3 separate regions of the Homo sapiens genome follow, and regions 1 and 3 are each linked to region 2. The links are chromatin loops, found by intact Hi-C in ENCODE. Cell type or tissue: endothelial cell of umbilical vein. All regions are shown on one strand. Links, peaks and the distances in the headings refer to the core of each region. The heading gives the core; the rest is flanking DNA. Region 1 overlaps DOCK4 (dedicator of cytokinesis 4). Region 2 overlaps DOCK4 (dedicator of cytokinesis 4). Region 3 overlaps DOCK4 (dedicator of cytokinesis 4).

Region 1 (11,154 bases), core at 3,420-8,419, 230 kb after region 2:
TTGTTCCTTTCCATGTTTAGCGCTTCCTTCAGGAGCTCTTTTAGGGCAGGCCTGGTGGTGACAAAATCTCTCAGCATTTGCTTGTCTATAAAGTATTTTATTTCTCCTTCACTTATGAAGCTTAGTTTGGCTGGATATGAAATTCTGGGTTGAAAATTCTTTTCTTTAAGAACGTTGAATATTGGCCCCCACTCTCTTCTGGCTTGTAGGGTTTCTGCCGAGAGATCCGCTGTTAGTCTGATGGGCTTTCCTTTGAGGGTAACCCGACCTTTCTCTCTGGCTGCCCTTAACATTTTTTCCTTCATTTCAACTTTGGTGAATCTGACAATTATGTGTCTTGGAGTTGCTCTTCTCGAGGAGTATCTTTGTGGCGTTCTCTGTATTTCCTGAATCTGAACGTTGGCCTGCCTTGCTAGATTGGGGAAGTTCTCCTTGATAATATCCTGCAGAGTGTTTTCCAACTTGGTTCCATTCTCCCCATCACTTTCAGGTACACCAATCAGATGTAGATTTGGTCTTTTCACATAGTCCCATATTTCTTGGAGGCTTTGCTCATTTCTTTTTATTCTTTTTTCTCTAAACTTCCCTTCTCACTTCATTTCATTCATTTCATCTTCCATTGCTGATACCCTTTCTTCCAGTTGATCGCATCGGCTCCTGAGGCTTCTGCATTCTTCACGTAGTTCTCGAGCCTTGGTTTTCAGCTCCATCAGCTCCTTTAAGCACTTCTCTGTATTGGTTATTCTAGTTATACATTCTTCTAAATTTTTTTCAAAGTTTTCAACTTCTTTGCCTTTGGTTTGAATGTCCTCCCGTAGCTCAGAGTAATTTGATCGTCTGAAGCCTTCTCTCAGCTCGTCAAAATCATTCTCCATCCAGCTTTGTTCTGTTGCTGGTGAGGAACTGCTTTCCTTTGGAGGAGGAGAGGCGCTCTGCGTTTTAGAGTTTCCAGTTTTTCTGTTCTGTTTTTTTCCCCATCTTTGTGGTTTTATCTACTTTTGGTCTTTGATGATGGTGATGTACAGATGGGTTTTCGGTGTAGATGTCCTTTCTGGTTGTTAGTTTTCCTTCTAACAGACAGGACCCTCAGCTGCAGGTCTGTTGGAATACCCTGCCGTGTGAGGTGTCAGTGTGCCCCTGCTGGGGGGTGCCTCCCAGTTAGGCTGCTCGGGGGTCAGGGGTCAGGGACCCACTTGAGGAGGCAGTCTGCCGGTTCTCAGATCTCCAGCTGCGTGCTGGGAGAACCACTGCTCTCTTCAAAGCTGTCAGACAGGGACACTTAAGTCTGCAGAGGTTACTGCTGTCTTTTTGTTTGTCTGTGCCCTGCCCCCAGAGGTGGAGCCTACAGAGGCAGGCAGGCCTCCTTGAGCTGTGGTGGGCTCCACCCAGTTCGAGCTTCCCGGCTGCTTTGTTTACCTAAGCAAGCCTGGGCAATGGCGGGTGCCCCTCCCCCAGCCTCGTTGCCGCCTTGCAGTTTGATCTCAGACTGCTGTGCTAGCAATCAGCGAGATTCCGTGGGCGTAGGACCCTCTGAGCCAGGTGTGGGATATAGTCTCGTGGTGCGCCGTTTCTTAAGCCGGTCTGAAAAGCGCAATATTCGGGTGGGAGTGACCCGATTTTCCAGGTGCGTCAGTCACCCCTTTCTTTGACTCAGAAAGGGAACTCCCTGACCCCTTGCGCTTCCCAGGTGAGGCAATGCCTCGCCCTGCTTAGGCTCGCGCACGGTGCGCACACACACTGGCCTGCGCCCACTGTCTGGCACTCCCTAGTGAGATGAACCCGGTACCTCAGATGGAAATGCAGAAATCACCTGTCTTCTGCGTCGCTCACGCTGGGAGCTGTAGTCCGGAGCTGTTCCTATTCGGCCATCTTGGCTCCTCCTCCTAGACAGTAAATTTTTATGGACCAGTGAAAACAAAGCTGTTTACTGGTTGACTACCTCCCTTATAACTTTTCATTACTTTGTTTACTGATGTACTCTAGGGCTTCATCGGTTAAAGTTGTAAATTTGTCTTGGGACTAATCTATTAACGTATTGCATTCTCATCAGAGAATATATTTCATATGACCTGAGTACCACCAGTTGGTACTCAGCTGGCATAGGGCTGCTCATGCATGTGAGCTGCTGGCGTGGGCCTTTATTTGAGAAAATAGCACCAGGGTAGTACTTCTGGAAAAAGTGTTATCCCGATGATTAAATACAAAAAGTCTTAATTAAGTACAGATGAGGTTTCCTGTCTGCTTGTAACTTATTCACATACTTTTCTAGGTATTTTTCCTAACATCACTTCATTAAACTCCATTTTTCTTGAAATACTTCATTTCCATATAAATTTTGTATTGCCTACAATTACCTTCTATTTGATATATCATTCCATTCTATCATTTAAGAAAAAGAAAGTAATGAATGCAATTGGTGAGGTAAAGATTTTTTTAAATATGGAAATATGGATTCATACTGAATTCCGAAATACATCTGGATATCTCTTCACCCCCAAGACACATACCTTTGTGTGTCTTGTGTACCGCACGGTAATCGAAGTGGCCAGATTCTGGAGTCAGCTGGCAAGAGTTCAAGTCCTGGCTTTGTCATTTAGTAGCTACATCAGTTTTGGGAAGTTAATTCATGTCTCTCAAGGCTGTTAACTTGTCTGATAAGTAGAGATAATAATAGTACTTTCCCCATGGGGTTATTGGAGGATTAAATTTAGTGTAATACTTTCTACCTGATAATTGGTCAGTAAATCTTAGTTATTAGAATGATTATTTTTAAAAACCAGTACAGGAAATACACCTAACCTAACCAGAAATAATATGTGTTGATTGCTCTTGAAGCCTTAAAGAAATATGTTCCAAGCAACTGTTTATTTTTTTAGGTATATGGTATTATAGTTATGTAATATTTAGAGAGACCTACTAGTAAAAGGTAAAATGGAATCAGAGGTGTGATTTGCTTTAAAATACTTCCGCAATGGAAGAACAAAGAGAAAGAAAAAGCAAAAAGGAGAAAATATGACAAAATATGTGAAGAAAATATGACAAAATTTCTTGGTTATGAATTCCCTGTGATAGGTATATGAGCTCTTGGTTGAACTTCTAGCATATAGTATATATAGTTAATGAATTACCTGCTTAAAATTTATTAATGTTTTCATACTGTATGTAGGCCATAAAGCAATGAGAAAAGACATTTTTTTCCAATGTCTTTAAAGAACATTGGATTGGTTTAGTCACTAGCCCCATAGATGATGGTCTGAATTCCATTCTGCCTAGAATAAAAATACTCGTTACATGAACTGACAGTTACGTTTTTCATAATGTACTTGACAAAACTTAAGAGGAATGTTTTCTTAATGGTCTAGGACATTGAGTGTTATATCACACATACGTTATAATAATATTCCCCTTGAAGCACGAGCCTTGATTCAGACTTAAAATAGGCAGCTTTTAGAAGATTAATAAAGATTCTGTGAGAGAAAATACCTTGTATGCTTAAATCCTTAAAGGATTTTTGCCTTACAGGCAAAATCAGTGCCACCTTCCTGGAAATTCTAAATAAGTATAGGTTTATCCTCCCAAAGGTGAGGGAATTCCAGTTGTAAGAATGCACATCACCTCTACCCATTCACTAGTTCATTCACTCACTATGAAAGCATGGTAAGAGTAAGTGAAGTGTTGTGTGCCAGCTGTCCGAGACCCTTTGAGTGTTTGTAGAGGTTTAAAGTTGAATCCTGAAGCAACGGCAGAAGGGATCCAGACACAAGTGAAGGAATCTACTTTGAAAAAGAGGAAGGACACTTCTTTTATTAATGCGGAAGATGAAGGAAGTGAAATGGGTGTAAAATGCTGAGATGGAATCAAGAGACTTTGGGTTTGTGGCCTTGATCTTTTTTAAGTAAAGGGGGAAACAAGATCAGCTGCCATTGGAGAGCAAAAGAGAGGACAGAGGGAGCTGAGGACTGAAAGTGAGTTGTAGGAGGAAGGCAAGCAGACGTGGAGCAAACGTGTGATAGGGATCCAGCAATCCAACCCCCGTGCATGCATCTAAAGAAATGAAACCAGTGTGTGCAAGAGATATCTGCACTTCCATGTTGACTGCAGCACTATTGACAATAGCTAAGATATGGAGTCAACATAAGTGTCCATCAACAGATGAATGGATAAAGAAAATGTGGTATATATACACTTTGGAATACTATTCAGCCTTAAAAAGAAGGAAACTCTGTCATTTTGGACAACATGGATGTACCTGGAGGACATTATGTTAAGTGAAATAAGCCAGGCACAGAGAGACAAAGAGTGCATGATCTCACTGCATGTGGAGTGTAAAAAAGTTGAACTCATAGTGGAGAGAAGAAGGGGGATTACTAGGGATTAGGGGAGGGAATTTTGGAAAAGAAGGATACAAAATTTCAGTTAGGAGGAATAAGTCCAAGACAGCTATTGTACAACATGGTGGTTATGGTTAATAGCAATGTATTATATACTTGCACATTGCTAAGAGAGTAGATTTTAAGTGTTTTCATCACCAAAAAAAAAAAAAAAAAAAAAAAAGCACATGAGGTAAAGCACGTGTTTTACCTCATGGTAGGTTAGCTTGATTTATCCATTCCACAATGTATACGTATTTCAAAACAACATGTTTTATTTAGAATTGATAAATATATACAATTTTTATTTATAAATTCTTTTTTCTTTTCTTTTTTTTTTTTTTAAGACAGAGCCTCGCTCTGTTGCCCAGGCTGGAGTGCAGTGGCGCGATCTCGGCTCACTGCAACCTCTGCCTCCCGGGTTCAAGCGATTCTCCTGCCTCAGCCTCCAAGTAGCTGGGACTACCGGCATATGCCACCACGCCCTGCTAATTTTTTGTATTTTTAGTAGAGACGGGGTTTCACTGTGTTAGCCAGGATTGTCTCCATCTCCTGACCTCGTGATCCTCCCACCTCAGCCTCCGAAAGTGCTAGGATAACAGGCGTGAGCCACTGCACCCAGGCCATTTATTTATCAATTCTAAATAAATAAATAAGTAAAATGTTAAAAATATATAAATAATTAAGTGTAAAAAAGAAAAGTGTAATAGGGAGTGAGTGAGGGCTCATAGAATTGCTGAGTGCAGTGATGGCCGCACCAATGGGAGACGTCTGAAATTGCTAGTGCATCCAGACTCCCAGGTTAGCTTTTGCTGGATGTGCTTAGCAAATAGGGATCAGAAGCAGGTGGTAAGTTTGGAGACTGAAACATCATAGGTGGAAAAGAATGAGAAAATTGAGAATTCTGTGTCACAAGGAAAATCTAAGAAGTTACCATCATAGCTTCCAATGGGTGAGGCTGATACAATCTAATAGCCTTTTCAATTTTAAAAGGAAATGAAAGAATTATGCTTCTTTTGAAAAGACTGAGTTGTTAGGAAAATTTTTCAAGAGCTTACAGAAAGAACTGTTAGGGAGAATTGTTATTTGGCCCAGACTAGTAAAAAATGCTAATATTTTTGTGTATGTATGCTAGTGCATAACATAGTTAAGAGAGCAGATATGGCTTTTTCACTCCCTGCACTGTGCTAGTATTTCTCGTCTCATACATCATTTAAAATGTATAGCATGATCGCAGAAGTTCAGCATCTATATTGTTATATAAATTAGGAGCATATATTGTTTTGAACATCAATCATGGGCATAGATCCCTTTTTGTAGCTTCATGTTATAAAATCAGCTCAAAAATGTGACGTCTCCAAAGCAGAGCAGTAATGTAGGGAAAATGTCTGACCGGCCAGACGTGCAGGGAGTACAACTTTGTTTGAGAACAAAAATAGATGGAGACGGCATTCAGACACCCTCCTTGGATTGTGGCAATATCATCTATTCCATATGGCCCAGAGCATTTCCTGCCATGTCTAGACATGCTGGCACAGATTTCTCTGTGGGTGTCTGCCTGCCTGTCAGTGACCCACAGCGACCTTCCCTCGGGCCTCCTGTTGAAAGGCACTCCTGCTTTCTGCCCTCCCTCTTCTCCATCATTTGATTGTTCCAGCAGGTGCATGAAATGTGGGAGTGTTGTCACTTCAGAGTTAATCAGATTTGCGGTTTACTCCCCCTTTGGTCACAATTCTGTGTCACATAAAAAAGAAAATCACAAATAATTGCTTTAGAGATGTTGTTATGTCAATAATGGGAGAGTTTTAAATATGAAATGAGCAAGGAGGAGGATCTAAATTAATACACAACAAGCAAAGAAATGCTTTATTCATACTGAGAGCACCCAGGGTAGAACTGATTCACTTTTTTCTCTGTAGCTTTTTAAGAGCCATACAATTCTAGTTGTTTTCGAAGTTGTAAATTACTGCATCATTATAATGTGTTATTATAATAATAGGTGGCCCGAAATTCCAAGTTGCAGAAAACCAAAAACTCATAGAGTCAGTGTGAACTCAGAACTGACTTTCTCTTTCCCTTTCACTCTAAGCTGTGATTATTCAAGCTACTTGTCTCTTTTTACTTAAATAGTGCAGGATTTTAGAAAGTGACCAGAAGGTCCTCTTACACCTATGCCTGTGTTTTAAAAGATAACCAGATTGATGTTCTTTTCACTAGGATTCGGGTCATCTCTGTCTTTTTTCCTTTGCCCTATGTCTGCTACCCATAAGGTATTCAGAATTATTTAGTTTTCCTAAGTTCCCTACAGGATAAGCTATGGTCACACTTAGCAACCCACCTCACAAGGACTTCTTTGGTATTCAACGCCATTTGTGTTGTAAGATGGTTCAACATTAACAAAGGAATTGTTAATGATGAGTTCTTCTTAGTTCCTTTTCCAAAGATAAGACTTTGCCCACTCATCATCTAGATGTTTTCAGCACCTTGTAGTGCGCCTGACACAGGGTTGGGATTGATGCAGTTAGAGGAAGCTTACAAGTCTTAGATTGTTGTTGAGGCAAAGCATTAAGAGATCATGCTATTATTATCTTAATTTTTGCTATCATCTTTCCACTGCAGTGGGGATGTGCTTATTAAGAAGAGAGAGTACTCAAAGTGTTGAGTGCATCAAAAATGTTTATAGAGTTGTTTCATGTTACACTGTGCTAATAAGAACTGTGCTCTCAGCCCTGTCTCTGGGGAAACATCATTTGCAAACACTGTCATGCTAAAAAAAGTACATAAAAATTGTCAGATAAATGTGTAGCATCTTTCCCTAAGTATTTCCATGTAGAGATTTTTGGACTACAAATTAAATAGAGACTGCATCTTCTTTTTATTTCAGTTGAGCTTTATGAAGTTCACACTGTTCTTGTGGAATTGCTGATGTTCATTCGTTCATTCATTTATTTATTCAGCAAACAATTCTTACTGTCCTTCTCAGGGCCATACACTCATTTGGACACTGGGAACACATCATTGAATAAAACAGGAACAAAAAATTCCTGCCTTCATGCCATTTATTAATATGTTGTAAGACGATTCGAGATTAACAAAGCAATTATCATTGATGCAGTCCTTGTTAGTTCCTTTTCCAAAGATAAAACTTTGCTAGTAGACACAGCTTGTAGTCTACTGATGTTCAAAATACTCAAGCAAGTATTTTTTCCAGGTTGTTTAGTTATATAGTATACCTCTAAGGATTTTACTTGAAATGAACTTTGGGATTTCTAAAGTCTTCTGAACTTGGAGTCATGGCTATCTTTCTTAAATCAACAGTCAGTCAGAATCATTTCCTTAATTCACCAGTTTCTTTATCATCCTTTTGTATGGTGCCCAATATGCAATTTTTATTTTACAAAAGTATTTCACATTTCTTAACAATAAATCAAAATCATTTCCTTATTTCACCAGTTTCTGTATCAGCCCTTTGTATGGTATCCAATATGCGATTTTTATTTCACATGTCTAAAGCAATGGTTCCTAACTTTTTCAGTACCAAAGATTTCTTTTTAGAAGTATATAAACTATAGACTTCAACAGAAAATAATATACCTGTTCTCATAAGCATTAACATTTTCCTATCAGTTAAGCTTTGTAGCTCCCAGGTTAAAAAAGCACCTGATCTTCAAAAAATACAGTTGAATGAGTCATCTAATTAATAAATAGTATTTAATGATGCTTTAGATCATTTTCATTTTTAAAAGTTATAATGAATATAAAGAATCTATCAGTAAGATGTTGTGTCCATCAGTAAAAGCTATTGGAATGGAAATTTGATTTTGGCTTGTAAAGCAAAATGTATCTGAAACAGATCTCAGTCAATTTAGTTTATTTTGCCAAGGTTAAGGGCATGCACCTAGGAGACAGGTCTGTGCCTTTCTCTGAAGATGAGAATATTGAGACTTCATATTTAAAGGGAAAAGGCAGGCTGGAGGGGAAAGAAGAAGGTGGTCACATTACTGAATCCACATGTTGCAAGAGAAAAGAAATAGATAGGGGAATAGTCAATTATGTATTCATCTCACGCTCAGTAAATGAACACTTTACAGACAATAAGGTGAACATAGAGTAACTACCTGTGGAGATATTTAACCTCTTATCTGTAGCTCTCTGCTTAGGAGCAAAAGGAAAGGCAGCTTCTTGCGTGACTCAGCTTTCAGCTTAATCTTCTTCCCTTTGGCAGAGTGAATTGGGGGTCCCAAGTTTTTATTTTCCTTTCACAGACATAATTTCATGAAAAAAAGAAAATCTCTCTAAGATAGTAAATGCATGAACGATTTATTATACTTACTGTTTTTGCAGGGCTTGAATGACATGGATTTTTATACTTATTCTGTGTTTATTTATGGCTTTTCTGCCTTTTTAAGAAACTGCATGCTTCAACTCAGAGTACTTATAAAGAGCTCAGGTTTACTTTACTTTAACTTTCCTTATTATAGACATTCCTAATGAAAAGATGTTAGAAAGGTCAGAATAATTTCTGAATATAGATCAGAGTGATTCTTTTCTCACGAAATGTCAAAGATACAGTGTTTACAATGATCAAATGATATAAATTCCCAGAATGATAAGCAGAACGCATTCTGCCTACATAGAGGCTTTCTCATTTCATGGTCCCTGTTTGTGTTGACCAGATCCTCTCTGTGCCTACTTTTGGTTACTTCTCTAAGGAACTCATTTTTTAGTGAAATTCTTAATGAGTTCTCCAGAGAGAGACTCAAGCAAGTATTTTTCTCAGTTTAGTTATACAGCAGGCCTTTTTCTAAGGATTTTACTTGAAACGAACTTCAAGATTTCTAAGGTCTCAAGTCTTCTGAACTTAAAGTCACAGCTGTTTTTCTTAAATCAACAGTCAGTCAAAATCATTTCTTTAATTCACCAATTGCTTAATCTGGTAACAGCACAGAAGATGTGAAACAGCAGCTGATCTGAACATTATTTATAATTTTAAAGAGTATTATATTCCTTTTTTATTGAATTTTACCTTCCTAAAAACTCTTTCCTAAAATTTTACCTTTCCTAAAAACAGAGATATTTGTTTCAGATATCTTTATTTTTCTGCAAAGACAAATAGCGTGACGGAGAATATTGTACACAATAATCATCCTGACTAGTAAGAAAGAATTGGCTTGTTATTCAAAATTGGCAATGGAATTGGCTATAGTTTAAAAATATGTCTCCTGTTGTGTCATTCAACTAAACCCAAATTCTTTATGTGCCAACAAAGCCATCACATCATTTGGCTGCATAGTCCTCAACACTCAATTATTTGTAAGGTGAATATGGGCTTGAGCATTAATATTTTTAAAAGAAAACATCATCTATCTCCTCTTTAAGTAAACTCTGGAAACAGTTGTATCAGAGATCTTCCTCTTTCCATTTCCCTTTAATCAGAAGAGCTCATGACTCTAACTTTGCTTTAGTTTTAAAATTAGAAAGCACATTAATAATCTTATCTAGGAAGACTTGCTTGAGAAGTTGCTTTCATTTATTGCCAAGGAAAAACTCTGTCATTTGTGTTCTCATGTGGTTGGGAGGAAGAGGGGAAAAGTCTTCGACCCTAAGATACCAGGCGTACATTGCCTGTTTTCTGGTATACATGACTATCATAAAACAGTCAGCAATTCTGATTAATTAAGACTAGGGCTTTTGGGTAAAAACAGTGGTCCTTTAACATGGCTGGGCTTTAAACAAACAGGAAGCTTTTAGGTCCATCCTGACCCAGTCAATCAGGATCTCCAGGGTGGGGCCTGGGCTTTATACAGCTCACCAGGAGAATATTGTACACAATCAGGTTGGTGCGAGGCTCTTTGTATCGGTTCGAACCCTGAGAGCACGCCAACAAACAACACAAGGCAGTGTGGAGCAGTACCCTGTTTTAATGAGCGCCTGGGTGCAGACAGGCCGAGGCCTAAAATGGCATCAGCCCCATGTGAGGACGGGGCAGGGGTTTTATAGCCCTCTGTAAACAGGAAGTGTCCCAGTCTGACATGACAGCTACGTAGTACCCGGACAGTCTCCCTCTCCATCTTCAGGGGGTATGTGTCTTCCGGCCACCTCTCTTCCTGCTTCTGCTATCTTGCTGACGCACGCTGCTGGGTCTTGCGCCTTGGGACTGGGCCTGAGGAGGGAGGAGTTATTCATTCCCTTAAGCTTTCAGGCCCTGGGGAGAATCTTTCAGTTGGGAACCACTGAATTAGAAGGCCCTTGGGTCTCTTCTGTTTACCACTGATCATTCCCTGTACATAGGGCATCTATTCGAATGTCCTTCATCTCTGCCATCATAAGCACCAAAGCCCCGTAGTCCAGCGGCCACTGCAGAACTGCCAGCACACCTTCCAGCTGCTTCCCAAAGTATCTTGCCTGGACAGAGGTAGCACTGGTTTCTTGGGGGCATAAATAGAGCAATTTATAGTGCGGCCTGAGCTTTTCTGAATTGTCCTTTGTTATTCTAGGCGAGACCACAGTAACAGCTCTCTTCACAGTTTTGGGAAGGAAAATAATTTTTTCTTTAACACTCATACATTCTTAGTTGGAATGGTCCTCTTTATCAAAAGACAAATTAAAAAGAGAAAAACAGAAGTTTACTAACATGTATATTTCATACATAAATGAGATATATTAATACATAGGGAATGAGAAATTCTCAAAGAGGTGGCTTTGAATTCCAGCTTATATAGTGTCTTCAAGAAAGAACAGTACATTTTGGAGAAATGACAAGACCAAACAGGACTTGAAGTCT
Region 2 (11,154 bases), core at 3,527-8,526:
CAGTAAGTTCTTTTTTAAAAAATCTGTTTGGAAATATGAGCAGTATTGAATTTTAAATTACACATTGTTATTTATGAAGGAAGAGGTGGCATAAAAATGAGTAAAGAGAGGCACTGCAGTAACTGAGGTGAGAGATAAGTCCATGAATCAGGTTAGCAGTCATTGTCATGGTGAAGTGTGGATAGATCTGAGAGATATTTAGGAAATGAAAGCAACAGGTTTGGTCATCAGATATGAGGAGTTAAAGTAAGGAAGGAGTTTAGGATGTTGTCTTAGCTCAGGATACTATAACAAATATAGACTGGATAGTTTAAACAAAAGAAATTTGTTTCTCACAGTTCCGCAGGCTAGGAAGTCCAAGATCAAGGTGTTGGCTGAGTCAGTTCCTGGTGAGGGCCTTCTTCCTGGTTTGCAGGTGGACATCTTCTTGCTGTATCTTCACGTGGGTAGGGGGAAGGGGTCATGGGGAGGAAAGGAAGCAAGCTTTCTCTCATCTCTTCTTATAAGGTCACGAATCCCATCATGAAGGCTCCCCCTCATGGCCTAATTACCTCCCCAAGTCCCCCATCTCCAAATACCATCACATTGAGGATTACAGTTTCAATATGTGAATTTTGGGGGCATATAAACGTGATTTATAGCAGATGTCTTCCTGTTTTTGGCTTGGGTGCCTGGATGAATACAGGTGCCATTCAACAAAAGAACCAACTTTTTTTTTTTTTTTTTTTTTCTAGGCAGGTCAGGCTTATGTAAGATGAAGATTTTTGTTTGGCCACCTTGAGTTTGAGATACCTGCAATTTTTGAGATACCTGCAAAACATTCAGGTGATGAGGTCTAGTAGAAAGTGAGTCTGCACCAAAAAAGAGAAGTTCTGTGCTGAAGAGTGTGATTAAAGATTATTTGGCTTAGGAGTGAAGGCTGAAGTAATGAGTCTAAATGAGACTTCGCTAATTGCTTTGACTTTGATTATGTATAGTCTGCCTGTTCATTCTAAGTTTTAACATGACAGACCCCAAATTTCAAACAGCAGTCATCTCGAGGCATTTTATTAATATGGGTACAAAGGATTCTCAAGTAAGAAATATTAGCTGTCCATTTAGAGTTGGTCGTAAACTACATTTTACAGTCTTTTCTTGCTTCCCTCTAGGGCGTTGCCTAGCTAAGGCATTAGTTATTTCTATGTCTGTGACAGTCTTCTCCCAAACAAATATTTCATGCCAGATTGTGCACGTTTGTGAGATTTCCCAGTAAGGATGTTGAAAAACAGAGTGCACGAATAATATTTCAATGAACAAGATTTATACATCCCTGAAACAGCATTTAAGAACACGCACCCATCTAAAAATGGAAAAATGCTTCAATATATAAAGCAATAGATTTGTACATACAGTTTTTTTTTTTTTTGGTAAATATATAATACCTCTTAGGAACCACAAGAATTCTTAAAGTTATACTATGGCACTCCTGAAAAATAAGTGACTTAAAGGAAGGAATTCTAGCTTATGATGGCACTAGGTTCCCTTCCCCTCATGTAGGCTCTCCTAACTAATCAGTGAAATAACAATAAATTCACAGAAAGAGGCAAACATTAATAATACTGAAAACTAAGTCTGACAGAACGTCTGTTGGCAAAATTCACGTGAAATTTCCCTAAGGCAGGTGGAACTGGTTGAAGAAAACCAATGTTTTCTTGGTTTTCAGTGGTACGGCGTGGTGATTATAGTTAACAATAATGTATACTTGAAATTTGCTAAGAGAATAGATTTAAGTATTCTCACTACAGGAAAAAAAGGGAACTGTGTGAGGTGCTAGATAGTTAATTAGTTTGATTGTGGTAATCATTTCACAATGTATGTGTGTATATTTAAGGTGATATCAACATCAGTTTGTACAACTTAAATATATACAATTTGTATTAGTTAACAATACCTCAATAAAGCTGGATTAAAAAGAGAAAAAAACCTATTGGTGGCTTCTTTTGGCTTTCCCTTATTAAACAGAGAGGCCTCAATGACTGGAAAGATGACAGGAAGACCCATTGCCCCTTCCCCACTCTCTGTCACCAGCTTAGAGACCAGGTCAATACATCCAACTTGGAGCACGCCATTTACTGCCGGAAGCATCTGTAATCCTTCTCTTTTCACCCCATCTTTTTAATTCTGTTGAGAGATGACCACTCTCAGAAACGAGCAGGACAGGAAGGTGGGTAGGTGGGTGGAAAGGGGTCTATAGAAGATGCCACTTCACCATTGAGAAGTGTACTGTGGTCTTCATAAGGACAGTGATTTTGTAGTTGCTTTGAAAGTATTGCAATAACAAAGCTTACTGGATAGTGTAGTTTTTCTGGCAGGGTATTGGTGACAGAGAAGGAGGTAGGGGGATAAGAGATGATTTCATCTGAATTGCCCTAAAACCGTGGTACATGGTATATAATAACTTACAACTGGGAACCTGGCTTGGAGCTGTACACATCAACTAGCCTTGAACGCAGATCTGAAAGTGGAATTGAACCCATACCTTTATTTTTAGCTCAGTCCTTCGCGTTGTAGAGAGGTTCGAGATCCAGGTTGCCTTAATCAGTGATCACATTTGCATCTCTATGGAAGCGGGAAGGCAACTAAATCTGGACAGGCATCTGTCACTTAGCAATGAACGAAAACATGGCTGTTTCTCAAGAAAACGGGAGAGTGAGGAAGAGGGGAGAGCATGACATTTACATGGGAGGCTTTTGGAAACTACTAACACATGTGTATTTGTTCTCCTCCCCCATTTGTGCCCCCTCGTGGGAGGGTGGTTGGTGAGAACCCTTCTGGATATGAAATTTGTAAGTTTTCCTGGTTGAATTTGCTAACAACTTATCTCCCAAGTTGTGAAACATTTTCCTAAACCAAGAAATTTGCTGTTTATTAGACTATCAATTGGACATTAACCAAAAATTTCTCCCTGAAGTCTTTAAGCAGAAACGTGGAGATTTGGTTCTATGTCTTATTTTTTTTTTTCTCCAAAATGGAATAATCTCATCCGTTGTTGGCAACCAGAAGTAGGCAGGTTTGGGAACGTGGGGATGCATGTACATAAGGCAACCGAAAATAGCCCCAACCGAGATCCTGGATGAAACATTATTCACTTTGTGGGGAGAGGAGAGAACCTGTTCTCCATTCTCCTCTGGTAGCCAAAGTTGGTTGAGGAGCTTGTAAAGCTGCCTTGATAACAGGCTCAGGGGTTAGCCAGGGTCTCAAAGAAATACGAAAACCCAAAACATCAACAGGCAGTTCTATAAAGAATGAAGAGAGAAGAAACCTCTGAGGTTTTCTCCAGTAGTCTGGATGAAAAACATTAAGATCTGAGGATTCCTAAAAAATTGCACACATAGTAAAGGTTTGCCCCTTCTCCAGTTTGTTTGCTAGTTTGTTTATTTTTTGAGATGGAGTCTCATTCTGTTGCCCAGGCTGGAGTGCAGTGGCACAATTTTGGCTCACTACAACCTCTGCTTCCCAGGTTCAGGTGATTCTCCTGTCTCAGCCTCCCGAGTAGCTGGGATTATAGGTGCCCACCACTGTGCCCAGCAAAGTTTTGTATTTTTAGTAGAGATGGGGTTTCACCATGTTGACCAGGCTGGTCTCGAACTCCTGACCTCAGGTGATCTGCCCACCTTGGCCTCCCAAAGGGATGGAATTACATGCGTGAGCCACTGCGCCCAGCCTCCAGTTTGTTTTTTTAGGAGAACTATATTTGTATTAATTGTATGTAAAATCTCCATTAATACTCTCATCCATAGTTATAGAAATTGATTCAGAAGACTAAATATTTATGTTCTTTGCCCCAGGTTAGGCAATATCATGTATACACTATGTAGAAATTATTGTAATGAGTTTTAAAATGGGAAAATACTTATCAGAGGTGAAGAATTGGCATACACATTACCTGTAATGTTCTTACAACCAATTATTATAATTGAGGAGATGGCTTATTTTTAATTTCATACTTTCTAGTAATTTCTTAAATTAGCATACATTTCTTTTATAATCAGAAAATCATTATGTAAGTTCTTCTATAAGCCAAACATTATTTCCTTTGTGAGGTTTCCTTTCAGGATTAGAGGTTGGACTGGTAGAAGTTGAGTCTGGACAGCCTGAATTTAGTTTGTCATTTATGTGCAGAAAGTACTGTGTTTCAAAATTTTAAAGTAGCTTTCCTTGTTATATGAGTTTGACTGCCTGTGATGTCACTGCTGTGTTCATTTTCCAGTATCCACAGTGAAGATGTGTTTTCATATAGCTGTGGGGTCTAAGCCTTTGAAAGGGAGCTCTAATTGCTCTTTTAATTTGTTGAAACAGCTTCAGATGAATTCACCTAAGGTAAAAATTCTGCTCTCTCCATGAAATGTTTGCTTAGAAGACTGATGTTGGTGTCACTGCTCACTTTTCCTTTGTTCTATAAACTCTGTCCTGTTGGACTATGGACCCAGGGATAATTTGTGCAGGACAGACCTTTCAACATAGAGAGTCAACAATTTGAAGAGGTTTTATTTAGCAATTACAGAATAATAGGAATAATTGCTTATTTATGGGTGCTATAAACTGAATGTTTGTATTCCTTCAAAATTCATATGTTGAAGCCCTAACTCCCAATATGGATATATATGGAGTAAGGAGGTTACTAAGATTAAATGAGGTCATAAGGGTGGGGCCCTGATCTGACAGGATTTGTGTCTTTATAAGAAGAGATCCTGGAGAGCTCACATGCTCTCTTCATAGGTAGCATGAGAAAGGGCCATGTGAGGGTGCAGCAAGAAGGTGGCAGTCTGCAAGCCAGGAAGAGAGTCCTCACCAGGAACTAGTCCTGCCAAACCTTGATTTGGGACTTCCATGCTTTAGAACACCGAGCCTGTGGTACTTTATATGGCAGCCCAAGCAGAAGGGTTAAAGACATTTTAGGGATTGTAGGAAGAGGGATATAAAAAAAGTAGAAGCAGGATCCTCAACCTCAGTGTAATCAATGTAGTTAGTGTTGGCTCTCTCTGTGATTTGAGATCTGACTCTGCAGGCCCACCTCTGGAGGCACAGACTTAATTGAGCTAGAATTTTTTTTTTTTTTTTTTAAGGCATGGTCTGGCTCTGTCGCTCAGGCTGGAATGCAGTGGTGTGATCATGGCTCACTGCAGCCTTGATCTCTCAGGCTGAAGTGATCCTCCTGCCTCAGCCTTCTCAGTAGTTGGGACTATAGGCATGCACCACCACACCTGGCTATTTTTATTTTCATTTTTTGTAGAAACAGGGTCTCACTATTTTGCTCAGGCTGGTCTTGAACTCCTGGGCTCAAGTGATCCTCCTGCCTTAGCCTCTCAAAGTGCTAGGATTACAAGTATAAACGACTGCACCCATTTGAGTTAGATTTTTTGATGGTAGATATCGACTAGTAACTCCAGGTATCTGTTTATTTGAATAATGGCATTTTTGCAAAGTTGCTCACATTGTCTTGAGTTGTCACATCACTTTGGGTGCCTTCAAAGCAACCAAAAGAGGTAGAGTCTTCAGATGCTTCATTTCTTTTTGCTACAGTTTTTTATAAAAACCTAGGGTGACAGGTTTAATCATATAGGTTAGCATTTTTAAAAAGTAGATGGAAGTTTTATTATATGAAACTTTGGTTGGGGCATTGGGTTAGGAGTACTTTGTTTTTGAAAGTCCTGGCTGTTGAATATCAGGTCCCTGAAGAGAATGAAGCAATATTTGGAGGAATTTCTTTTCTTTTTCTACTATCCTTAAGTATGTGTTTCCTGAGAGTAGCTAGTACCTTCCTCTAAAGATTTACTTGTTGCATTTTTTTTTCTTAGTGACAAGCATAAGGGCATATTTTACGACATGTTGGTAGAAAAACTTCTGTTGGATGATTATTTATGGTATATGCCTATGATGTATAAGGCAATATGCTAGCTTGATAAGCATCCAAAGAGATATAGAACTGGATGACTGGACAAGTGAAGGAGCTAGAAATGTTTCATAGTTTTATCTCATTTACTTTGAACAACATTTCTTCAAGATAGATGTTACCCTGATTTTGTTTTTAAATACACAGTAAGGGAGTACATAAAGTATCACAGATAAATCAGTGTGAAAGTTAAGACAGATATTTCCCCTTCAAGCTTTAAAATGAAGATAAGGACTTGGGATGGTGATGATATTATTCACTTGTGCACCTGAAGAAACAGCCCTGAGGAGGAAAGAGTGTCTCATATCCTGGAAGACTCAGAACTTCTACAAAAGAATAGAAGTTTCATATTGAGATACTTCCCATAGGAGTGAGTCACCGGCTGCTAAGATCGCCCAAGATAAACAGCTGAGTGGAATCACATTTTAAATATCTGGAAAACCTTCTTCCTCTTCCTTTTGGGTAATTTCCACCTCCTCCCCCTCCCCTCCCCCTTGTCCCCTCTTATTCCTGTCACCTGACCGATGTTAAGTATCTTGGAAAATGGTTTATCTTTTTTTGTGTGTGATTCCTTCTAAGACTGGGCAGAGGAAGAAAGATGGATTTAGGATCGATTCTTCTCCTTCAAGAGATTTTGGGAAGGATAAATAGAAACTATAGTATATAATTATATATAAATGCACACTATATATATACACACACACAAGCACAAACACTGTATATATACTATATTTAAATTATACTATGTTTAAGTTATATACTATATAATATATAATATTTAAGTATACTTATATATAATTATAATATATATTATATAAGTATATATAGTATGTAATGTTATATAGTATATAATTTAAACATATCCATATTTAAATTACAGAAAAATAAGAGTGGGCAGGCAGAGGAAAACCCAGCTTTAGGATGAATGCTTACCAAGGGCTGGGCCTGTGTGATTGGCCCTGTGCACATACTCCAGCCTTACAGCAGACCTAGAGAGGGCCAGTAATTTGTTGCAGGGGACCCACCTGTGAAGGGCTGAGATTCAGGCACTCATCTGTCCCAGCCTGAAGCATGTGGTCCCTTCATGGTATCACACCTTTGTACATACGACTTAGGGCCAGAATCTGGAGGCACAGCCCCAGGCTTTGGGGTTCTATGGGCAGTGCTGAAGAAATTGCTCACTATACTTTATTTTTTAAATAAGATACTAGTGTTAATACCAGTATTATGTGAAATAAGTCCCCACGTTGTCTTTTTACTCTAGCATTGGTCTGTGGTAGTGATGGTCAGTCAGTATGCTGACTGCTGGTGGGTGGGGGTGTGGGGCACAGTGGTGACAGAGGAGCCACTAGGTGCCTCAGGAGATGGGGATGGGTACTAGAGGGGTGGGGAGAAATAGGGAAATGGGAGCCAAGGACCAAACAGTGCTGAGTGACGTGAAGGGAATAAATGTGTGCGTCTTTGAGTGAGGATGGACCAGAAGCAGGGAGGAACCCTGGAGTGAAAATAAAATTCATGGCTGGCGTGATGGCTCACACTTGTCCCAGCTACTTGGGAGGCGGAGGCAGGAGGGTTGCTTGAGCCCTGGAGTTTGAGGCTGCAGTGAGCTGTGATCCCACCTGTGACTAGCTACTGCACTCTAGCCTGGGCAACATAATGAGGCCCTGCCTCAAACAAATAAACTAAACAAAACAAGAAACCTGCAGTAACAGGGATGCCTAGAAGGTAGGGGGCTAGAAAAAAGGGAGGATTCCCATTCATTGGAGGAGCAAGAGAAACCCTGAGCTCTGAGGCTTGTGGTTCTGATACTGGAAGCCCTTGCTCTGCTGGGACCTGGGGCTTCACATTCTGCTTCATCTATGCTCAGAGAAGCCCTGTCCTACCTGTCCAAGGAGTTGGTATGCTCCTTGGTGTGCTTAATAGGTACCTCTTTGGTCTGAATTACTGCTGTAGTCTTCTAATCTTTCTCCTTTTCTGCATTCTCCTTTCTCTAGTACATGCTTTGGACTTAAGCCACAAGTGACCTTTTTCATAAAGCAAATTTGTTGATGTAGTTCACTTGTAAAAAACAAAATCTTTAATTTTTTTTTTTTGTTTTTGCAGTCAGGATAGAGTTCAAAGTCATTTTATGGTACACAAGTTCCCTCCTAAATCGGCCCCTGTCTGCAATCTCATCCCGTGCTGGGCAATTCTTTCTCTCATACGCTGTCCTCCATCCTATGGAACCACTGGCTCCTCAGAGATGCCAGGCTACTTGAGGACTGTTGCCTCTGCAACTGCTGAAATGCTTCCTGGGCTGACCATCCACCTCCTGCTTCTTTACCTGGAAAACCTAACTGCAATGTCTGTTCTTTGAGAGTGTCTGTCTCTTTCTACTCCTCCTGGTAGAGTACTGCTCTACCTCTGTTCCTGCTCTGTGCCCTGCAGCTGCCTCTCTCAGGGCCTTTGCTGCTGCTGTTTTGAAACTGTCCGACTTTGCTACAGTGTAGGGAAGCCCTTGAGGCCAGAGATGCTGTGTGGTTCAGCTTTGATTTCTCTAGAGGGTAACACAGAGCTAACCTGTAGTAAGTTCAGTAAGTGTTGAATCAATGAATGAATGGGTTCCTTGGATGAGGGAGAAAGCCCAAAGCTCAGCGTGTTGTAGTTATTTGTTACATTTATATACAAGGTTGTCCAGGATGTATAATCCAGGCTTTGTTGAGTGGATGAGGGTATCCTGACTGGGGCCTGGCAACCCCCCGACATCCACAGAGGAAAACAAGTGTTTGTGAGAGAAGTGATAGAATTTGTCAAAAGTATATGAAATTAGTTACATAAAATCTGAAACATACATTGTGGTTCTGTTTGTCCTGTGACTATGTAAAATTGCCATTGAAAAAACCCAGAAAGCCGGGTGTGGTGACTCATGCCCGTAATCCCAGCACTTTGAGAGGCTGAAGCGGGTGGATTGCTTGCGCCCAGGAGTTTGAGACCAGTCTGGGCAATATAGAGACCCTATCTCAAAAAAAAAAAAAAAAAAAAACAAAACCCAGACAGAGAATAAAAACAAGAAGGCTAGGCTGCTATGTCATGAAGAAACCTACCACCAACCGCTGAATTTCAGTGAAGATAGGACTGTATTATTTTTATTGTATCCTCTGCTCTTAGTATAACATTTGCTACATAATAAATTGTAACATATAGTGAAAATGTACATGTTATTTGAGTCAGTGTGTGTAGGTATAAATTTTTAATAGGGTATTTACACCTGAAGTCTTTACAACACCATGTGACTGCTAGACTCCGTTTAAATGCCAGAAGATACTCAGATACATCTGCTTGTCATATCCTCTGGCCACCATGTAATGGTCAGTTGTAGAAAATCTTCGGTCAGTACTGGATCTTAGGCATTTTTACTGCTTCCTGCAAGTTTGGGGTGCTTTTCCAACCTTTTAGTGATTGCATTTTGTAACAAAAATTTCCCACCACAGTTTTTTTTTTTTCCAGAATAAGAGTATCTTGAGATAGCAAGGCAAGCTGTTATCAAAAGACAGAAACAAAACTCCTACCAAATATGCAATTAGCCATTGGTGAGAAACAGCATTTTCACTCCACAGCATAACCAACACAAAATATAGAAATATATGGCATGCTGAAGAAATAGACTACAATTGTTATTTATAGCTTCCCATTCCAAATTTTTGTTTTCATTAGAATAGGCTTATTCACTAGAACATTGTGTTGGCAGTGATCTGTCACACACTTGTATGGTATGCTCTGCATATGGTGGCTGGATTTTGGGATGTCTCAGCTGGGAAGAAGGATACCCTCTTTCTCATTTGCAGTGGTGTGACATGGGCTACCAGGAACCCTCGTCATTGTTCTTACTGACTTGATACTGAGAAAATATAAATTCAGAAAGATAAAATAAGTTTAGTAGGATAAAATGCTGCTTTTATATGATGAGGGTGTATATGAGCATTTATTTGAACAACAACAACACCCTTTACTGTGAAAACCAAGGTTTGAAAACCACTGACTTAAAATGAGGCTGGAGTATTGCATGTAAATTCTGTTACAACAAGGTTTGAAGTTACTACCTAGATTTTCCTAATGAGCTGACATGCTTCTACTTTAAGTGGTGGTAGGGAAATCTTCTGGGTTGGGGGGTATGAATTGTCATGGAATTATTGCGTGTTCCAGACACGTATGCCATGCAGCACAGTTTGCACCACTGATGTAATAAAGCTCTTCATATCTGAAAAACATTTGTTTGATATCATCATTCTAAAGTACCTAGTTGAAAGGGTTAACTCCAGTTTATCTTATGAAAGAGGCCAGGATTCTAATTTTGGTTCTTTCACAACTGTATGAACTCAGGCAAAGCATTTATCTTCTTAGGGCCTCAGCTGTGAAAGGATAGTTTGATGAGGTGATTTCCAAGTTACCTTGAAATTATAGAATTCATTGTAAGTTCGAGAGTCTCTTGGGCACTCTGACTAGATGTCATTGGAACTGTCTGAAGTATTCTGTATCTGAAATGTTTTGGTTTGTGTTCAAGTAACTGAAGGTGAAGTGTATGAGATATTTACTGTTTGTGCTGGTCTCTTCTACCAGACAGTATACTATGTTTGCAGCATTATGTGTTATCTTGAAGCCCTTGGGCAATTCCCTATAGTACTTGGTTCTGTTAATTTTGGTAAGTATTTGATAAATATTGTATAAAACCACTCTACTTCCCTAAGTCTTTCTGTCCTTAACAGGGAATTGCCAGAGCTATTAAGTTATTTAAATAAATTAACTAAACCCTATATTCAATTTTTGAGTCACATGGTACCAATTCAAAGAAAACATTGGTTAAAGGGGTCATATTTGGAAATAACTTATTTTTTCTGAAAGTCTTCTTTTCTTTTTCAGTTGTGAAAAAAAGGGATGAAAATATAATATTGCACTTAGCTGTCAAATGGAAAATAATCATTTTAGATCTCATTCTACATCCAAATTATAGCACTCACTGACCATACTGTGCAAAATTGGTCAGATTCCATCGACTGGTTGCATTTACTCCACTAATTGGAAAAAATTATGACTATTAATCATTGTGACACAAGGCAGAATGTCATCATGGCATGACATTCTTATTTTCCACCTGAGAAGTGGTGGCTTCTGAGCGCAAAAGCACACTCTTCTCTCCTACTTTCGCTTGCCATTTCTTTTTTGGGTTTGGTTATAGTTCTCTGTAG
Region 3 (11,154 bases), core at 4,030-9,029, 61 kb after region 2:
CTGGAATTGGGAACTGCCCTTGCCTTCTTCCTGTATGCTATTCTGTCATTTTGGTATTCATACTTCGTCTCAACATGTGCTGCCTGAATATGTAAATTGTAAAAATTTCTTCTGCAAATACTTTCTTGGCCATTCTTCTTCATCTGTATCTGAGAGACTGTAACCTAGGCTCTATAAGTAGAGAAAGCCTATCAAAAGTAAGGGCAGTAATTGTCCTCCCATACCATATGTATGCCAAACCAGTGAGAGCATATTGTGTCCATTTTCCAACAAAATACTTCAGTAGCCAGGTGTGACAAAATAGTAAGTACTTTACAGTTTAACAGTGATAATTAAGAGTTTTCCTAAAAACTATAGTCAAGGTGACACAACTAAAGGGACCAATAAGGATGTACTGAAAAGATAGTAAAATCATTGTCTTTAGAGTAAAAGGGAAATAACAGAATAGGAGGTTTGAAGGGAGCCAGGAGAACTGACAAAACATTTTTTAGGAGGGTGTTGACAAATTGGAGTGGACCCAGAAGTAGACAAAAGTTTTAGCAAGTATGTCATATGGGAGATGATTGTAGAGAAGAAATTATTTAATCTAGAGGTGGATGATGATGATGATTGATTATGATCATGGCTAACATTTACTGAATGTTGACTGTGTGCTAAGCACTATGCAAATACTTTATGTGTATTATCCAGTGTAATGCACACACAGAAAGCCTATGAAGCAAGTATTATTGTTAGCCCTGTTTTACAGATGAGAAAACTAAAATTATAAAGAGGTGTGAGTCAGGTCAAGGTCACTGAGCTAGTAAATGGAAGACTGTTGCTGGGCTGAGGAGTGTATGGCTGCAGAACCTTGGCTTGGTATCTCTACTTTTGAGGACATTTCTCAAATATGGAAAAGAGATTAGCCATTGAGGAAGGGTTAGGCCAACCTTATGTAAAATATTATCTTACTATGTTTTATTGCATCTGAGATACCACTGGCTATAAAATGAGTCATTATTTTATTTGCCTTTCAGAAAAATTGCTGCCTATTAAAGTTATAATGCAGAATTGATGGTAAGCCTCCCTCTGATTTTATAGTTGTTGAAATGGGTAAAAAGCATGTCTTAGAATAGATGGAAAAATGTTGTCCTGTGTGTGATCTCGGACCAAAGGACCAAACTACAAGGGAGATTTTAGCTCAAAGAAATGCTTTGCAACCTCTCAAGCTGTGGAGAAATGTAACCTCCTCTGACAGAGGCCTTGACGCATAGCAGGAGCTCGCTGTGAGGTTCCCTGTTGTGCAGGTGCTGAGACTGGCTGGAGGAACTCTCTGGGATGATGTAGAGGGATTTATTCAATTGAGTAGAAGGTGAAATAAATTATCTTCTAGAATCCTTCCAAAACTTTTAATGAAATATAGCATACAGGCATCACATAAGCTATGATAAAAAAATTATTTAAATGTGGTTGGCAGTTATTTGTACCAATTATCTATAGCAATATGTATGACTCAATACCTTTTCTTTCTTGCTGTCTTCTCTCTCTTTTTCTCTTTTGGCATTCTAAACGTGGTTGGTAGTTTCCCATTTTTTCCTCAGGTAAAGTTCAGATTTTTTGGCTCAGTATTGGAGGCACTCTGCCTTTTCACCCAACCCATCTTCCCCACCTTTTTGCCTCTCTCCCAAATTCCATAGCTGAATACCATTTTGCTTTCCCATTGAAAATAAATGAGATATCATAAATAAAAGCTCCTAGCACAGTGCTGGCATACATACTAGCCTTCTGGAAAATGTCAGCCCTCTCTCTCTCTCTTTTCATTTTTCAAATTATCCATCAGTCTCTGCTTTCAAAATCATATTCATCCTTCAAGACCCAATTTAAATGTGGTCTGTTTCCAAAAAGCCCTGCCTGATCACATAAACTAGAGGTAATTTCTGCCCCTTCCTGAATCCTAGTGTGTTTTGTTTATGCCAGCCTGATAGTAGTTACAACATTTGACCTTGAACTCCAGTTATTTGTATCCAGTCTTTTGTCTTCCGCCTAAGTATAAATTCTGAGGGTGGACACAATTCTGTTTGCCACATCATCCCCCAGCAAAGGGCTTGACACATAGGTGTTACGCATGTGTGAGGGAGCGAGTGAATTATGGCATTTTGTAGCAGATTTATCTTCTCGTAATTGTCTGGATTAAGGTAATAAAAATTATTTTGTGTTCCCTAAGTGCATCATACTTGTCTGTGGGAGTGGGAATTCTGGCATGATGTTAGGCTGAGTGATTTACAAGCTACTCTGGGATTGCAAATGTGAGATCAACCACAGAGAGAAAAATCTACAAGATAATGGCTTTATGTGTGTTGCTAGTCCTTCATAGTTTCTATGTTTCTTTTGATATTAAAACATATTAGCTATAAAATGAAACCGGTTTCATTCTTTTTGTTTTTATTGTCTTCAGAGCTTTGAAATTTTACAAGCTATTGATTTGGGTTATAAGCCACACTGAGGCCAAAACTTCTGAGAGGGTATTTAATTTTCACTGCATCTTTGGAAATTGGCCCAAATAATTCCCCTTTCAACCCATGGCACTGGTGTATGACACAGGAAAAATCTGATTAGCTCTTGATGGTTGCCAAATACTTGGTTTTCTCAGCTTGGCTGAAGATTTAGATTATCATTTGGGGCAGGTGGCCTGGAATTAGGAAGAATGTGGAAGGAAATCAATAAGGGTTGGTTTCTCTTATTATTTTCTGTTGGCCTTTCAGATATTCCACCAGGAAAGCAACAAAATTCAATTTTTTATCATTAAACTTCGGGGTAATTTGTACTGGTTCAATTTTTTTTTTTTGGTGAGAGGACTGATAACAATTTTATGGAACTCTTGGAAAAAAGAAATAGAAAAAGCTATTGGTTACCTTTTTTTTTTCTTCAAAGTTTCTGGTGTTTGAATTTCTATTCTAGATGGTATTTAATTCCTTGCACAGCAGTCTACAGGCAGCTTAATCAAGGCGGCAGGATAGTCAAGTGGATGTAATACTGAATGCTTGGATTGATGGCTTTCTGTTGATTAAAGGAGATAGATTATATAGCTAATAAGAATTTGCTTTAGGGAATAAAATTTAATAAATAAGTTAGACTATAATTGGGTATTGGAATAAATTTATCATGTCTTATGTAGTCTTTCCATTCAGAAAATATTTTTTTTTCTCAAGTACCTACAGTGTGTATGGTACTGCATCAGGGAAGTATAATGAGAAGAAGTAAGAATAGATAGATGCTTAGTTTTGACAAAAACATAAGACTAAAAAGGTAAAGCGTAAATATATTAATGAAAAGCTATTTATTTCCATGGTTTTAACTATTTTAAAATGACTTAAAATTCAATCTATATTTATCAATAAGCCTTAATCATATTTACTTGAAAAATATACCAACTTTCAATTTAGTAATATAAAAGAATTAAAGAGCCACAATCAGATAATTATGTCTCAGTTAAAACAAATTATGCCTTAAGGCAAAATTAAACTAAGGATTTAGAAATAGTAAATTATACAGAAAGGACTTTATTGATTAAACAAAAAATTGTGGGGTTTTTTTTGGTGTATACATATATATACACACACACACACATATATGTTTTAATGGTGAAATAAATTTTATAGCAATCATAGGTGAATACTGGTTAAGGAAATTACTGAAGTAAATGTGTTTTATTATGATGTATTATTTTTATTCTGAGAAATGGAATATGCCTCATTGAAGCATAGCGTTTTCTTATTAAATAGGATAATGCATTGTGGCACTTTGAAACCCACCTTGATATACTTATAATTTTAGAATCCACTTCCTTATTTTTCTGGTCTTAGATATTTTATTAAGTTTGTTTGTTTCTTTCTTTCTTTATTTGAGATGGAGTCTCGCTCTGTCGCCCAGGCTGGAGTGCAGTGGCGCAATCTCAGCTCACTGCAAGCTCTGCCTTCCGGGTTCACGCCATTCTCCTGCCTCAGCCTCCTGAGTAGCTGGGACTTGCCTGTCACCACACCTAGCTGATTTTTTTTGTATTTTTAGTAGAGACGGCGTTACACCATGTTAGCCCGCATGGTCTCGATCTCCTGACCTTGTGTTCCGCCCGCCTTGGCCTCCCAAAGTGCTGGGATTACAGGCGTGAGCCACCGTGCCCAGCCATTAAGTTTACACTTTTAGAGTTATTTAAAGACATAAGTAAAAACACTTTTTATACCTTCCACAGTTTATTGGGTCAACCTGCCATATTGAAATCAGATGCTTGTGGAAGAGATTGAGATGTATAGGGTTTTTGATGGTTTGGCATAGGGTGTTTACCTCTCGCAAGCTGTTGGTGTCACTGCTGGCTTTCCGAGCCTCAGGGAGGAAGAGTGTTGCTATTGTAGTGAAAGCTCCACCCTGTTTGTTAATCTGTCTTAACTCTATAAATTATGGACTCTGAGACTTAGTCTAATTACAATTGAAACGATTCTGAAGCATTGTAATGCAGTGAAGTATTCAAAGTAATATGAACATTGCATTTACATTTTTCTAAATGTCAAATTGACATCATTCTGGCCTCCTACCATGGCACAAGTTTTACCAAATAATAGCTAATCTGACAACATGTGGTACACTCCAGTATTTTGTTTTCCATTCTATTTCATTCCATCCCACTCCATTCCATTCCAGTCTGTTAAAAAAAAATTATTTCACAAACCATTTGAGGAAGCCTTAATGTGAGATAACTCACAGTTTGAGAAACACTGGTTCACTTAATAACCACCTACCTGTATACAGCACTCTTCCAAAGAAGCAGTCTTTGTCCTTTATAACCGTACATCCAAAGAGCCATTTTATTTTTTAATTTTTAAAATTTTCTATTTACGTATTTTTTTTGAGACAGGGTCTCACTTTGGCACCCAGACTAGAGTTTAGTGGTGCCATCTCGGCTCACTGTAACCTTGACCTCCCAGGTTCAAGCAATCTTCCTGCCTCAGCCCTCAAGTAGCGAGGACTACAGGTGCACGCCACCATGCCCGGCTATTTTAGGAGAGACGGGTGTCACCATGTCCCCCAGGCTAGTCTCAAACTCCTTAGTTCAAGTGATACACCCGCCTCGGCCTGCCAAAGTGCTGGGATTACAGGCATGAGCTGCCATACCTGGGCCAAGCAGCCTTTTTATAGCATACTTTTTTTCATTCAGGCAAAGAGGTGTAAAATCAAAGAGCCTAAATAAAAGATTAAGCAGGAAAGTGTGCTCATTTATATGAAAAAGCTCATAATAAGAACATTTGTGGAGTGGAACAGTAAATTCTCTCTCGATCAGCCCTGGACTCTATTTTGGTTTCTCTCTGGCTAGGAAGAACTATCCCTGCAAAATGTTTCTGCATTTGAAGGTCTCAGAAGCTCCCGCAGGCACCCACATGGCCTCCATCAGTATAGCCTGTCACCTCTCCTCAAAACACTAGAGAGATGCGGTATGACCTGTATCCCTATTCTGGGATTTGGGTTGGAATGAAGACCTAGAAGTCTCAGAAGGACTTCAATATTAGAGAAGTAGAAAATTCTTGTGGAATTTAGAGGCAGTTGGTCATCCTGGAATTTGAGATTCTAAATTTTAAGAGCCCTGAATACCAGTCTCTGGATTCATCCATTTCACTTCTGTCCATTGTCAGTTGAAATTCAGGAGTGACACTTAGAATTCCTGACAAAGAGTAAAGACTGGCCTGTAGGAGCTTCCTTGCTTAATGAATCCTGCAGCGAAAGTGGGTCTGTCAAGCTGTGGGCCAGGTGCCCAAGTAGAAGTTTAAACCAGGAGTAAATTCTGTAAGGCCAGAGAGTATTCTGCCCATCCTTTAATAACCTTTTTGCATGTGTCCCATGTTCCCTCCTACTTTCTGTATTGGATACTTTCAATATCCAATAACCAAGGATATTGAATGGAGGTGAAATAGCAAGACCAAAGGCCTTTCCCCACCTCCCCCCGCCCCTTTTTTCTATTAAAGCATTTGCTTAACTGCCTTGCTTGTGTGTATGCATGCCTGGTCTCTATATAGCTTCCTGTTTTAAGGTCCTTTCAGGGCAGGCATGCCATCAATCTTTGTGTTGTTTCTAGATATCATCTCTGTGTGAATGTTGTTGATGCTATTTTTAACATTGCATCCTTTGTGTGAGCTGCCACAAGGCTGGGATGACCAAATGTCCTGTTTTTATCCCAGATTTTTCCTGGTTAATTTCCACTCTTTTGTTTGTGATACCTAGACATCCTTTTGAGATGGCAAAAGGATTCGTTTCTGCTTCATTAACTGTGATGAACCTAAATTCAAGCAGAACTGTGCCTTTGAAACAGTGTGACTTAAACCTCTTCAGCAATCCCTGTAGTTAAGACTAAGCAACCACAGAGAAAATGTCCTCCGGCTCTAAAGTAGGGGGCCAGTTTACATGGATTTATGAGATCCTATCAAAGTGAGAAGTAACCTTTGTGGCAGTCCACTGTTTTCCTAATGGTCTAAGGGCTGCCAAACTCCCACCCCATGCTCGTTTCATCCTTGCCTTCAATGCAGATATTAATAAATCTGCCCGAAATGAGATTTTTGAAAGCCTTTCAGGCTCACAATGATGATGCTTGTATGAAGGGATCCCTTTTTTCTTCTGTCTGACTTAGTCTTCTGCCTCCAGACCCTGCATATTTTCCCTGTAGGACACTGGCGTCTTTCTAGGGATAGAATTTAAAAGCATCTCCTCCTCCCCCCATACCAATAGTTCAGTTTGAAACCATGAAGTGTGTTACAACCCCACTTTGTGCTTTTCCCTTCCTCCTTTTTTGTGTCATTAGTGTTCATGTCTGTCTCTCCTATTACATCTTTAAGGGCAGAGACTATGCCATATGATTTTTTTTTCTCTTTCTCATTAGCTGACATGATTTTTGGTTCATTATAGGCACCTGATAAATATGTTGTAACAAAAAAAGTGAATAAATAATGTATGTATCACATTTTAGCTGTTTCCTGCATTGTACAATGCATGCATACATTCACTCTATCTTTGATTCATTTAGTCAAAAAACATTTATTGAGAGGTATTGTCTTTGGGGCTGGGGATATGAGGAGAAATAAGACATGGGCACCCTTAAGGAGCCCATGGTTTATTGTATGAGAAAATAGTTGGTTTCCTCTCTCCTTGTCCTATAAAACCAAGGGCAACTAAGTTTCACATACGGGTGAAGGATCTACCCTGGAGTTTTTGTGTTGGCATCCCCGTATCCTGGCTGAATTGCTTGCCTCCTTTTGCCCTTCCCAGGTACACAGGGAATCACATGGCTGCATATACTTGACACTGTAGTCACCATGGAGTGATTTATTAGTTATGGGCCACAGCGCTTTTAAAACAATCTCAAGTGCTGAATGGAGAGCTGATCTCATCTAGTGAGCAGCATGTATCTCATGCTGTGAGTTTTAGATTATTTCAAAGAACAGAAGACCCCTCAAAAACTACAAGAAGCAGGATCACATTTGTTAGTTTTAAGACATATTTATGGCATACGGCCGGCCATTTCCTTTATGTCACGTAGGTTTTCACTATTATCAGCCTCCGTATTTCTATGCCAACTTGACCATTGTGAGAAATGACCCTATTTATTGTCTAAAATACTGGAAGTCAAATGGATTTATTTTTGGTAACTTTTACTGAGGTAATGACTTGACATAAAATAAAGACTCTGTTCCAGAGACTGTGAATTACTGCCCACGCAAATTCAACTTTGCAATGCCATTAATATTTTACTGCCACAGTGAACAAAGTTGTTAAATTTAAGTCAAGAATTATTGGTTCCTTTTGGTAGGACGCGTCTGTATTTTTACTCAGCCTCTGTACATTTTATTTTTCCCCACATTTACTAACTTAAAACATGACCTACGTTTATTTTGAGAGTGTAGACCAGCATTGAGAAGGCACATACTCAGAGCGTATTTTTTTCTGATTCAACCTGCTCTTGAGATTCCTTTATAATTTGTGTATTATTTAGAGTAGTGATTTTGATATCCATCATCACTAGCTTAATTTTACTTGCTTTACATAGAATCCCTGCTTTGCTTAGACAGAAAAAACAACTGACAAAAGCATCACATTATTATACTTATTGGGAGAACCATGACATCTTGTTTATGTTAACTAGCAAAAGACATTCATGTGAGGAAGAGAAATATAATGTAGGCATCTTAAAATATAAAGAGAAGTGTTAAGAGACTCCCTGTCATTGGTGAGCATAGTGGGTGTCTATCTTTGAGCTTTGAGAGTTACCACCTGTCAGATGGCACCAGGGACTTTTTGGACCTGGTACCCACTTCATTCCAGGCTCATATTGGCTCTCCCCAACGGGTACCTGTACTGTCACACAGCCCCCGTCCTCATCCTGTAGTGCTCCAAGACTGGGATGCTGTCCAGGCCTGCAGCTTCCTGGATTGCTCTTTCCTTCCAGGTTTGCCAGGTGACCTCTTACCCAACATTCAAACTCGGCTCAAATTTCCCTGAATGCGGGAAGCCTCCCCTGACCTTTCCAGGCAGAGTTAAAAGTGGCTCCGTGTCTAGATGTGTTCAAGGCCCTGTTCATTTGGATCAGGAATCCCAAGGACTTGTCACTGGGGGAATGGCTTTACTGAAAGCCCAAGATTATGGATATGTTAATGCATTTGCTTCTTCATTTTATCCCACTATAAAAGGTGTGACAGAGGATTGCATTTTGAGTTTGGTGGCATGAGATCTAGTCTCTGTTCTGCTGCTAGGGTGAGTAACTTGGGGGAAATGACAACCCCATAAAAGGAGGAATGTTGTCCTCCTCTGCTGTTTATAGATTTCTACATATGAATGAGCTAAAAAGCTGCTTGGGATCTTTTGTTTTTTCTTTTACTTACATTTGAAATAATTATAATTATAGACTCACAAGAGTCTACTTCCACATGAAGAAATTTTATGTACCCTTCACTCAGCTCCCTTAATGGTGACATCTTATACAGTTATATCAAAACCAATTTATTAAAATTGGTACATTGTTGTTAAGTTAGACTATATGGCTTGTTCAGTTTTAATCATTTTGTACACACACTAATGTGTGTGTGTGTGTAGTTCATTGCAATTTAGTCTCACGTATGGTATATGTAACGACCACAATAATCAGGATACAGAATTGTTCCATCAAACAAAAGATCTTCCCTTATGCTGCCCCTTTATAGGTGTACCCATCCCTCCACTGTTCCCTGGCCACTAATAAATACTTGTTTGTTCTCCATCTCTTTAATTTTGTCATTTCCAGAATGTTATATAAATGGAATTATACTATATATAACCTTTTGAGATAATGCCTTGGGATCCATTCAAGTTGTTATAAATAGTTCACTCCTTTTTATTGCTGAATAGTATCCCATAGTATGCACCAGAGCTTATTTAACCATTCACCCATTGAAGGACATTTGGGTTGTTTGCAGTTTGGGACTGTAAAAATAAAGCTGCTAAGAACATTCATGTACAGATTTTTTTGTGAGCACCTAAGTGTTTACTTCTCTGGGATAAACACCCAAGAGTGTAGCTATTAGGTTATGTAAGTGCATGTTTAGTTTTATAAGCAACACCCAACCTGCTTTCCGCAGTGACTATCTATTCTACATTTTCACCAGCAGTATATGAGAGGGATCAGTTTTTTTTAATTTTTTATTGATCATTCTTGGGTGTTTCTCGCAGAGGGGGATTTGGCAGGGTCATAGGACAATAGTGGAGGGAAGGTCAGCAGATAAACAAGTGAACAAAGGTCTCTGGTTTTCCCAGGCAGAGGACCCTGCGGCCTTCCGCAGTGTTTGTGTCCCTGGGTACTTGAGATTAGGGAGTGGTGATGACTCTTAACGAGCATGCTGCCTTCAAGCATCTGTTTAACAAAGCACATCTTGCACCGCCCTTAATCCATTTAACCCTGAGTGGACAGAGGACATGTTTCAGAGAGCACAGGGTTGGGGGTAAGGTCACAGATAACAGGATCCCAAGGCAGAAGAATTTCTCTTAGTACAGAACAAAATGAAGTCTCCCATGTCTACTTCTTTCTACACAGACACGGCAACCATCCGATTTCTCAATCTTTTCCCCACCTTTCCCCCCTTTCTATTCCACAAAGCCGCCATTGTCATCCTGGCCCGTTCTCAATGAGCTGTTGGGCACACCTCCCAGACGGGGTGGTGGCCTGGCAGAGGGGCTCCTCACTTCCCAGTAGGGGCGGCCGGGCAGAGGCGCCCCTCACCTCCCGGACGGGGCGGCTGGCCGGGCAGGGGGCTGACCCCCCCCACCTCCCTCCCGGACGGGGCGGCTGGCCGGGCAGAGGGGCTGAGAGGGATCAGTTTTTAAGGGGAGAGTAATTTAACACTGAGAAGGTCATCTGGTTACAGAACTTAGAATCTTTTAGGATTGGGGAAGGAGAGTACTGGAATCTACCCTTGCCAGAAGATATTAAGAGACTCTTTAAATTGTGTGTTTGTGGTACTGTTTGTCTAACTGAATGTTGTTTTAAGTAAATGAGGCATAAGCTTAGGCTGCCCTCCACCCTCACCCCCGACAGAGTCTCGCTCTGTTGCCCAGGCTGGAGTGCAGTGGCACAATCTTGGCTCACTGCAACCTCTGCCTCCCGGGTTCAAGCAATTCTCCTGCCTCAGCCTCTTGAGTAGCTGGAATTACAGGTGTGCACCACCATGCCCGACTAATTTTTGTATTTTTAGTAGAGATGGGGTTTTACCCTGTAGGCCAGGCTAGTCTCAAACTCTTGACCTCATGATCCACCCACCTTGGCCTCCCAAAGTGCAGGGATTACAGGTGCTAGCCGCCGCACCCAGCCAAGCTTAGGCTTTCTTTACAAAGCACACATACTCATTGGTGATGTAGTATTGGTTTACTTTGTTGTTGTTGTTTTTATTTTTATTTTTATTTTTTTGCTATAAAAATTTAACATTTTATTAAATGAATTTAATTTTTAAGCAAATTCTATGAATGTTCTTCAAAATAAAGAAGTTTTTTTTTATTATTATTATACTTTAAGTTTTAGGGTACATGTGCACAATGTGCAGGTTAGTTACATATGTATACATGTGCCATGCTGGTGTGCTGCACCCATTAACTTGTCATTTAGCATTAGGTATATCT

What was found. Peaks named below come from ENCODE experiments on the same cell type or tissue, not always from the same donor. Only the 100,000 strongest peaks of a DNase experiment are listed, where the experiment ranks them.
Region 1: a loop joins it to region 2, with 12 times the contacts of the local background. A loop is called at or near these places in 25 of 110 quality-filtered maps.
Region 3: a loop joins it to region 2, with 5 times the contacts of the local background. A loop is called at or near these places in 19 of 110 quality-filtered maps.

What each region holds. Positions count from the first base shown.
Region 1 is chr7:111,953,924-111,965,077 of GRCh38, reverse strand. All of the region lies in intron 8 of DOCK4 (dedicator of cytokinesis 4), which reads left to right. Among named protein-coding and RNA genes, the nearest start is that of DOCK4-AS1, 150 kb to the right of the region's middle. RefSeq lists enhancers at 682-1,464, 1,465-2,249. In endothelial cell of umbilical vein, for the core only: no CTCF peak of the experiment used is centred there; a DNase peak (open chromatin) is centred at 5,897; H3K27ac peaks cover 787 bases.
Region 2 is chr7:112,187,547-112,198,700 of GRCh38, reverse strand. All of the region lies in intron 1 of DOCK4 (dedicator of cytokinesis 4), which reads left to right. Among named protein-coding and RNA genes, the nearest start is that of DOCK4, 13 kb to the left of the region's middle. In endothelial cell of umbilical vein, for the core only: no CTCF peak of the experiment used is centred there; a DNase peak (open chromatin) is centred at 6,220; H3K27ac peaks cover 4,655 bases.
Region 3 is chr7:112,127,444-112,138,597 of GRCh38, reverse strand. All of the region lies in intron 1 of DOCK4 (dedicator of cytokinesis 4), which reads left to right. Among named protein-coding and RNA genes, the nearest start is that of DOCK4, 73 kb to the left of the region's middle. RefSeq lists an enhancer at 10,117-10,752. In endothelial cell of umbilical vein, for the core only: no CTCF peak of the experiment used is centred there; DNase peaks (open chromatin) are centred at 6,147, 7,487 and 8,437; H3K27ac peaks cover 1,993 bases.